Regions from separate parts of the Homo sapiens genome. Here all the other regions are linked to region 1. Evidence: chromatin contacts called from ENCODE Hi-C or POLR2A ChIA-PET data. All regions are on one chromosome and are shown on one strand. The core of a region is the stretch at or near the end of the contact, and the rest is flanking DNA. Distances in the headings are between cores, read along the strand shown.

What was found. A loop is a pair of places that touch in the nucleus more often than their neighbours do. ChIA-PET counts read pairs that join two places held with the same protein, here RNA polymerase II (POLR2A). Pooled maps may share reads with other maps.
Region 2: a pooled map shows a loop between it and region 1 (10-fold over the local background). The contact joins the promoter of DRAP1 here to the promoter of YIF1A in region 1. A Hi-C loop is called at or near these places in 1 of 37 single-sample maps with no recorded cell type and 8 of 50 pooled maps. POLR2A ChIA-PET finds 5 or more read pairs at or near these places in 2 of 52 experiments (Panc1 and activated CD4-positive, alpha-beta T cell).
Region 3: a loop to region 1 is called in a pooled map, with 2.7 times the contacts of the local background. The contact joins the promoter of CTSF here to the promoter of YIF1A in region 1. A Hi-C loop is called at or near these places in 1 of 50 pooled maps. POLR2A ChIA-PET finds 5 or more read pairs at or near these places in 2 of 52 experiments (MCF 10A and PC-9).

The regions. Positions count from the first base shown.
Region 1 is chr11:66,287,822-66,290,476 of GRCh38, reverse strand. It overlaps YIF1A (Yip1 interacting factor homolog A, membrane trafficking protein), which reads left to right and starts at 1,334. Exons shown (of 8, transcript NM_020470.3): 1 at 1,334-1,522; 2 at 2,185-2,396; 3 at 2,561-2,655. The coding sequence starts at 1,492. RefSeq lists enhancers at 1,018-1,157, 1,025-1,319 and a silencer at 1,258-1,717.
Region 2 is chr11:65,918,113-65,920,767 of GRCh38, reverse strand. DRAP1 (DR1 associated protein 1) reads right to left here and starts at 1,342. Exons shown (of 7, transcript NM_006442.4): 1 at 1,225-1,342; 2 at 916-988; 3 at 727-820; 4 at 306-425; 5 at 106-199. The coding sequence starts at 1,266. C11orf68 (chromosome 11 open reading frame 68) reads left to right here and starts at 1,706. Exons shown (of 2, transcript NM_001135635.2): 1 at 1,706-1,858; 2 at 2,550-2,655. The coding sequence starts at 1,737. RefSeq lists enhancers at 749-1,669, 1,670-2,589 and a silencer at 883-1,952.
Region 3 is chr11:66,567,356-66,570,010 of GRCh38, reverse strand. It overlaps CTSF (cathepsin F), which reads left to right and starts at 1,405. Exons shown (of 13, transcript NM_003793.4): 1 at 1,405-1,737; 2 at 1,929-2,027; 3 at 2,349-2,567. The coding sequence starts at 1,525. RefSeq lists a silencer at 1,287-1,356.

The DNA of each region.
Region 1 (2,655 bases), core at 85-2,584:
ATTGGGTGCACCCAGAGGGGGCCTAGAACCCAACCTATGACCTCCACCCCTGACCGGGTCAGGTCTCTGTCCCCTTTGTCCCTCTGAGAGGCACGAGATGAACTAACTCTTAAAGATAACTAGGCTTATGGACAAGTGGATATGAGGGGGAAGGGCATCCCAGGTGGAGGGGACCTCTGGGCAATGGCACTGCAATCAGACCACGTGGGCTGAGTTTGGGGAGCAGGAAGGTCATCTGGTGTAACTGGATACCTGGTAGCTAATTAGAGAGGTCGCAGAGAACCTGCTCATGCTCTCTAGAAAGCGGTGGCTGAAGGTCTGTGAGAGGGAGGCCCCTGAAGACTGTCTCCGCGGGGTTGGGAGTGATCAGAACCTGGGTGGAGAGAAAGGAACCCCCGGGACTACAAGTGAGGCTTAGGGGCCTCACTTCAAGAAGACCACAGGCCCGGCGATGACTCAGGAGTTTAGGCTGCAGCTTCAGGACGCAAATCAGCACACCTCTGCCCCCAAATCTGCTGGACTACGGGAGAGTCTATGGGACAGGCCCGGGGCAGGATCCTGCCCCACCTATACCACCCAATCTCTCAGACTTCGGATCCTCTGGGCCCCAGTTTTGCAGTATGCGTGTATGTGTGCGTGCGGCCACGCGCTCGCTAGGAGCGTGTGGTTCGAGACCCCAAATCTTCCCATACGCAGGCCCCCGGGAGTCTACAGGATGGCGGCTGAGGCGGGAGGACATTTTCAGCACCGGACGACGGACAGCACCCGCGCGGAGAAGAGGAGTGGGAGGCGGGTGGAGTCAGCATCCTGGGGCTTGCTTGGCAGCTCTGTCACTGATAGGTCCGGCCTCCCACCACCACCTCCGGGTCTGCCGGGGCTCCGTTCCAAGATTGGGTGAAGTGTAGGTGACGGGGGAGGAAAACAAGCCCAGAGAGGGAGAAACAGGCGCCCCGAAGGGCAGGGCTTGGTTGGAACTCGACCGCCCCGTTCCCTCCTGGAGTACGTCCCACCAAGGAAGCTTTGCTCCTGACTCCGGCTGCAGGTTACCTCTCGACTCCCTGGTGTAGTCGTGGCAGGGTGCGTCAAGTGCCTCACCGCGCAGGCGCGCAAATAATTCTCGCCCACCTTCTTTCTTAACTCTTCTATTGGCTGTTCCCACCGTGAACTGGCAAGCCCGTGATCCAATCCCAGGCACCGCAAGTCGCTCCGCCTGTCCCTCACCCGGATGTTGCCTTCTGCCGAATCCGCTCAGGCCAGAGCTCGTCAGTGGCCAATTGGGAGAGGGGAGGGGCGAGCCGGCGCCGCCGAAGAGCCAATGGCAGGCGCGGGGGATGACGCCACGGACATGGTGGCCGAGACCGGCGGGGTGGGGGACGTGTCGCGCGGCCGGGTGGCCTCGGTCGGTACCCTGGGCGCGGAGCAGCTGCCTCATTAGTATTCGTACCCACGAGGCGGCGCAGCGGGCCCTCGGGGACAGCGAGCGTCGCGGCCATGGCTTATCACTCGGGCTACGGAGCCCACGGTGCGTGGGGCGCGGGCGGGGCGCGGCGCGGCCGGCGGGGGGAGAGTCGGCGGCGTGGCCCGCTCACCCCGAGGGAGATAGCGACTGGGACCGCCGCCCAGGGCGGGGGTGTCACTCGGGTTCCTGCCCCTCGTAACACTCCAACACGTCCCGGACTTCGCCCTCTCGGCCCAGTCCTGGGAATCCCATGCCGGAGTCGGGCAAAAACGGGGTCCGCCTCCTCCTCCAGAAACTCCTTTGACTGTTGTGAACCTGATGAGGTCCCTGATCACTGTCCAGGGCCTCCAGGTAGCCAGCTGTCGCCTCTCCCAGCTTTGTTCACGGAAGGATGCCCTCCCAGTTATTTTCACCTAGCACACTTCTACTCACTGTGGCTCAGTTCAGAGGTCACTTCCAGTGAGAGGCCTTCAGAAACCCCAAGTGGGCAACCAGTTCTAGGCGCTGCCTCAGCTCTTTCTTTGCCTACATTTAGCAACGGATTTCTCGCAAAGGATCCCTCATCACAGTTTTTTCTCAGTTAGCTCCCCCTCACCCAGCTTGGGGTCCCCTCACTGATCGGTGCCTCCAGGACCCGTGCAGGGCTGTCCAGCCAGGGAAGGGGCGGTGGTTTGGGCTCATGCTTGGTATTTCTGTCATCTACTCTGATACCTCCAAACCCACAGGCTCCAAGCACAGGGCCCGGGCAGCCCCGGATCCCCCTCCCCTCTTCGATGACACAAGCGGTGGTTATTCCAGCCAGCCCGGGGGATACCCAGCCACAGGAGCAGACGTGGCCTTCAGTGTCAACCACTTGCTTGGGGACCCAATGGCCAATGTGGCTATGGCCTATGGCAGCTCCATCGCATCCCATGGGAAGGACATGGTGCACAAGGAGGTGTGGCCTGCCCCCGGGGCACGGGTGGCAGAATTTTTGGCTAGGGCTGGGGCATCATGGGATTCCACCCGATTCCTCACAGTGCCCTCAGGGATGGAGCACACAGAGGGGCACCCTGAGGCCTGGGGTGCGGCTTGCCCACAGCTTCCTCTCTCCCCTCCCAGCTGCACCGTTTTGTGTCTGTGAGCAAACTCAAGTATTTTTTTGCTGTGGACACAGCCTACGTGGCCAAGAAGCTAGGGCTGCTGGTCTTCCCCTA
Region 2 (2,655 bases), core at 93-2,592, 370 kb after region 1:
CAGGTTGCAGAAAAGGATGAGAGCTGGCCTCCTGCCAGTTCAGCCTGGGGCGAGGCTGCCTGTCCCATCACCAAGGGCAGGGCGAAGGGCTGGGGCCTCACTCACCTCCTGCTCCGAGTCTGTCCCGGACAGCTTCTTGTCCTTGCTTTTCGTTCCCATCCCACCGTTCTTCCGGCCGCCGCTGCCTGGCTTCCGGCCCCTTTGGGAAGGTACAGTCCATCTGCCCGGAGTGCTCCCTACTCCTTGGCCACCCCCAAGCCCTGTGGCCTTGGCCTTCCCCACTGTATGCCAGGCCCTGGCCCCACCTGCGGGCGCCCTTGTCCCCATCCATGTGGTTGTCTTCCCCGTCCCCCTGCATGTCGGGAACAGATGCCACCAGGTCCTTCAAGAAGTCAAACTGCTGCTCCAGCTCGATGCACTGCTTCCTGGAAGAGGTGAGGAGGGGCTGGCACTCAAGAGGGGCCCAGACACCCAAACCCGCAGTGGGTGGCAGCAAGGGGCCCCAGATGTCAGGCTGGAGCCCGGGCCGATCTCCGCTCCCGGGCCTGCCCTGCTTTACTCAGGTGGCTCCCTCTGCCTGGAAGCCCAGCCTCTCCTCTGCCAGTCTGTGGCCTTGCTGGTGTCCCGGCTGCCGCCCACCTCCCTCGCCACCCAGGCTCTGCCTTCCTCAGTGTGTGAACTCCCCGCGCCAAACCCGCCGGCCCCTCCCGGCTCCTCGCCGCTCACAGGTGGGATGTGGTCATGGTCTTCGCGTTCCGCGACTGGGTCACCTGGCAGGCCTTCTTCAACAGCGACTCTAGGAAGAGCTCGAGCGCCCGGGCTGAGGAGCGTCAAGGAGAACTCCGGGGCAGGAGAGGGCGACCCGCTGCCTCCCTCCCCCACGCCCCTCGACCCGGTCCGCCCCCGGCAGGATACAGATGATGACAGGCACCGCCGCCGCCACCTTCCCAATCTCTTCGTCCGTCTGCATGATCTTCTTGATCCGCGCCTGCGGGTGGGGGAGCAGAGTTCAGACCCCGTCGCCACCGTCCCCTAAGGGGGTGCTGGGGGAGGAAGGGGCATCCCCGGAGAAAGGGGGCGGGGGACACGGACGCGGGGAGGGCATGGAGGGGGCGGGGCGTCCAGGCCCCCGAACACCGCGGCGCGCCCGCCTGCCCAGCGGGAACTGGGCCCAAGCCACCCGGGAGCCGGGCCCACTCCTGCCGGGCTCTGCCACGTGCTCACCGGCGGGAACCGCGCGTTGTACTTCTTCTTCTTGCTCGGCATCTCGGGGCCTCTCTCGCCGCGTCGGGTCCAGCGCCGCCGCCCGCAGCCTCCCGGCTCCCGGGCCTGCTCGCCGCCCGCCCGTCGCGGTTCCCCTGGGTCCTGGTGCCGCCCGCTCCGCCCCCGCCGTTTCCCGCGGAGTCCTAGCGCCGCCGGTTAAGACGCCGCTCGCAGGGCCCTAGTGCCCTCCTCTTGAAGCCTCCTGGCCGGTGCGCGTCCCTCCCCAGTCTGGACCGCCGCTCCCGCCCGCCCCCAAGGCCAGAAGAGCGAACGTTGGCCCCGCCCCCCGCGGCCCGCCCCTCCCGGGGTTCCCGCGATGGCCCCGCCCCCGAGTCAGCACCTCCCCGTCGGCCCCGCCCCTTCCCCTGCCGGCCCCGCCCCACAGCGCGGCCGCTGCGGCCGCTGAGGCCCGCGGCTCCGCCCTGTGGCTGCGCCTGTCTATAAAGTTGTTGTTGAGGTGGCGCGGCGCTAAGATGGCGGCGGCGGCGGCGGCGGCCGTGGCGGGGGTGGGGCGCGGTGGCGGTGGCGCGGAGCCACGGCAGGAGCGGAGCCGGGCCCGGGGCTGGGCCGGCGTCGAACGCAGCGAAGGCCGGAGGTGACTGCGGGCGGCGGGAGGGGCAGGGCAGGGCCGGGGCGGGAGCACAGCTCGGGCCCGTGGGCGTTAATGGCGGCGGGCGCGGCACGGCCGGAGCCTGGCTCTCCTGCAGGCTCTAACAAGCCCTGGTTCGAGTCTGGGAACCGCCCCATTGGCCTCGGAACGGCCTGTAACCTCTCTGGACTTCAGCGTCCTCGTCTGTAAGTGGGCCCGATAACGCCTGCCTGGGAGGCCTGGCCTTACAGAGCCGGCCTCGGGAGCTGCGCGAACGTGCGCTTCTTTGCGTTCCTCTATTAAATGCCAGCGCACCGGATACCTGCCAGGAAAAGGGGGCCTTGGCAGGGCCGGGAGGTGTAGCTGGGGCTGGTTGCTCCCACGCCTGGATTCACCCTTCGGCCCTGCCACGCACTGCAGGTGTGACCTTGGGCAAGTCCTTTTTCTCAGCCTCAGTTTCCTTTTCTGTAAGTCAAGGAGAATAGTAATAACTGCAGCAACCCTTCTGGAGCGCTGACTCCTCAGGCATCTAATTTTCATAGCAGATCTACGGGACAGGAACAGTTGTTATCCCATTGTAAAGATGAGGCAACTGAGGCGCATCGACAGTAACTCTTACTCAAGGCCACAGTTTAATCCAGTGCCTGGCATCTGTAGTTATTGTCTCAGACCCTGCCCTGACTCGGTTCCCTCACAGCAGGATGGAACCAGGTGAGGAGCTGGAAGAGGAGGGCTCTCCAGGTGGCCGTGAGGATGGCTTCACCGCCGAGCACCTGGCTGCAGAGGCCATGGCAGCTGACATG
Region 3 (2,655 bases), core at 156-2,655, 280 kb before region 1:
CTGTGAGGCTAGAAAGCAAGATGCAGTCAGCCATGTCAGATTTCTCTTACTGTCATAATTTTGCAAAGGCAGTTTCAATTTTTTTTTTTTTTTGAGATGGAGTCTCACTGTCTTACCAGGCTGGAGTGCAATGGTGCGCTCTCAGCTCACTGCAACCTCTGACTCCCTGGTTCAAGCGATTCTCCTGCCTCAGCCTCCTGAGTAGCTGGGATTACAGGCACGTGCCACCATGCCCAGCTAATTTTTTTGTATTTTTAGTAGAGACAGGGTTTCACCATGTTGTCCAGGATGGTCTCCATCTCCTGACCTCGTGATCCGCCCACCTTGGCCTCCCAAAGTGCTGGGATTACAGGCGTGAGCCACTGCGCCCGGCCTAAAAATATTTTTAGTAGTGACGGGGTTTCACCTCGTTGGCCAGACTGGTCTCGAACTCCTGAGCTCAGGTGATCTGCCCGCCTCGGCCTCCCAAAGTGCTGGGATTACAGGCGTGAGACACTGCACCCAGCCCATCTGTCGTTCTTCTCTCTAGACTGTGAGCTCCAAGAACGCAGCACTATTCCTGTAATGCATCTGTGCATGCTTTCCCTTGGTAGACCCTGGAACACAGCAGGTGAATGCTTCAAGGGACAGTCTCAACCCTGTGCACCCTGCCTTAGTGGCTACTGAATGCTTGCATGATTGCATTTGAACCTCACAACAGCCTGAGACGCTGCCAGCACTCAAAAAATTACCTGCCATCTCGCTGTTGAGAAGAGGGGCCTGAAAGAGGCGATCAAGCTGCAAACCCAGGCTCAGAAGCCAACTGCCTGGATTTAAGTTTAGCTCAATTCCTTACCAGATATTTGGCAAGCCACTTAATATTTCTCTCTCTCTCTTTTTTGAGACGGAGTTTTGCTCTTGTCGCCTGGGCTGGAGTGCAATGGCACGATCTGAGCTCACTGCAACCTCTGCCTCCTGGGTTCAAGTGATTCTCCTGGCTCAGCCTCCCAAGTAGCTGGGATTACAGGCGCCCACCACCACGCCCAGCTCTTTTTTGTATTTTTAGTAGACACAGGGTTTCACCACGTGTGCCAGACTGGTCTCAAACTCCTGACCTCAGGTGATCCACCCGCTTTGGCCTCCTAAAGTGCTGGGATTACAGGGCTGAGTCACAGAGCCCGGCCACGCCATTTAATCTCTCCAAGCCTCGTTTCCTCCACTGTACGATGGGGATAGCACCTACTTCAGAGATTGCTACGCCGAATAAAAGGAGCTGGCATATCATGCCTAACATATAACAAGCACGTGATAGAGGTCAGTGACTAGCTTTAGCCTCAGGCCAGCAGCCTCCCGCTCTCCCTACCCTGCGCGCCCCACGTGCCTCCTGTAAACAAGAGAACGCGCAGGCGCCGCAAACCAGCGCCCATTGGTCGGCGTGCCGTCGCCCCGCTGGAGGGAGGACTCAGGCCCCGCTGGCCGCGGGCTCGGTACCCGGTGGGTCGGTGGAGCGTCTGTTGGGTCCGGGCCGCCGGCTTCGCCCTCGCCATGGCGCCCTGGCTGCAGCTCCTGTCGCTGCTGGGGCTGCTCCCGGGCGCAGTGGCCGCCCCCGCCCAGCCCCGAGCCGCCAGCTTTCAGGCCTGGGGGCCGCCGTCCCCGGAGCTGCTGGCGCCCACCCGCTTCGCGCTGGAGATGTTCAACCGCGGCCGGGCTGCGGGGACGCGGGCCGTGCTGGGCCTTGTGCGCGGCCGCGTCCGCCGGGTGAGGACGCGCCGGGGGCGGGGGCGCCAGGCCCGGGTCCAAGGGATAGGAGCTTTGACCTAACATTGGGATGGGGCCTGCCCGCTGGACGAACCGATCTCTGGTGATGGGGAATGGGCAGCGCCGCACGGGCGGGGCCTTGGGCGCCGTCAAGGGCCGACTGTGCCCGCCTCACCTACTCCTCTCTCCAGGCGGGTCAGGGGTCGCTGTACTCCCTGGAGGCCACCCTGGAGGAGCCACCCTGCAACGACCCCATGGTGTGCCGGCTCCCCGTGTCCAAGAAAACCCTGGTGAGTGATGAGGCTCTTGGGGTTCCCCGCCCCGAGGCCGAGTAAAGCAGCAGTTGGATGATGACGGGTCAGGTCAAGACGCAGGGATCTGAGGTAGCTGCTGCCCCACCTTGAGCCACTTCCCAGGCCCCGAGGGCTGGAAACCAAGATGCTATGAAGGGGAGGATGCCCCGGTGCAGGCCGTGCCTCACTGTCCACTGTGATGGGGTGATTGCCTTAGGGGTGGCTCTCATCTGAGGAGCCTCCAGCTCCATCTTGGCCAGATCTTGCTCCCCAGATCCAGATCCAGGCCCCCAGAGCAGCTTCTTCCTCTCCCTCCAGCTCTGCAGCTTCCAAGTCCTGGATGAGCTCGGAAGACACGTGCTGCTGCGGAAGGACTGTGGCCCAGTGGACACCAAGGTTCCAGGTGCTGGGGAGCCCAAGTCAGCCTTCACTCAGGGCTCAGCCATGATTTCTTCTCTGTCCCAAAACCATCCAGACAACAGAAACGAGACTTTCAGCTCAGTCATTTCCCTGTTGAATGAGGATCCCCTGTCCCAGGTGAGGAGCCCTCAGCTTGAGGAGCCCTCAGCTTGAGGAGCCAGCCGCTGCCTCATCACCCTTCTCCCTTCCCTCTGGAGTGGGTTTC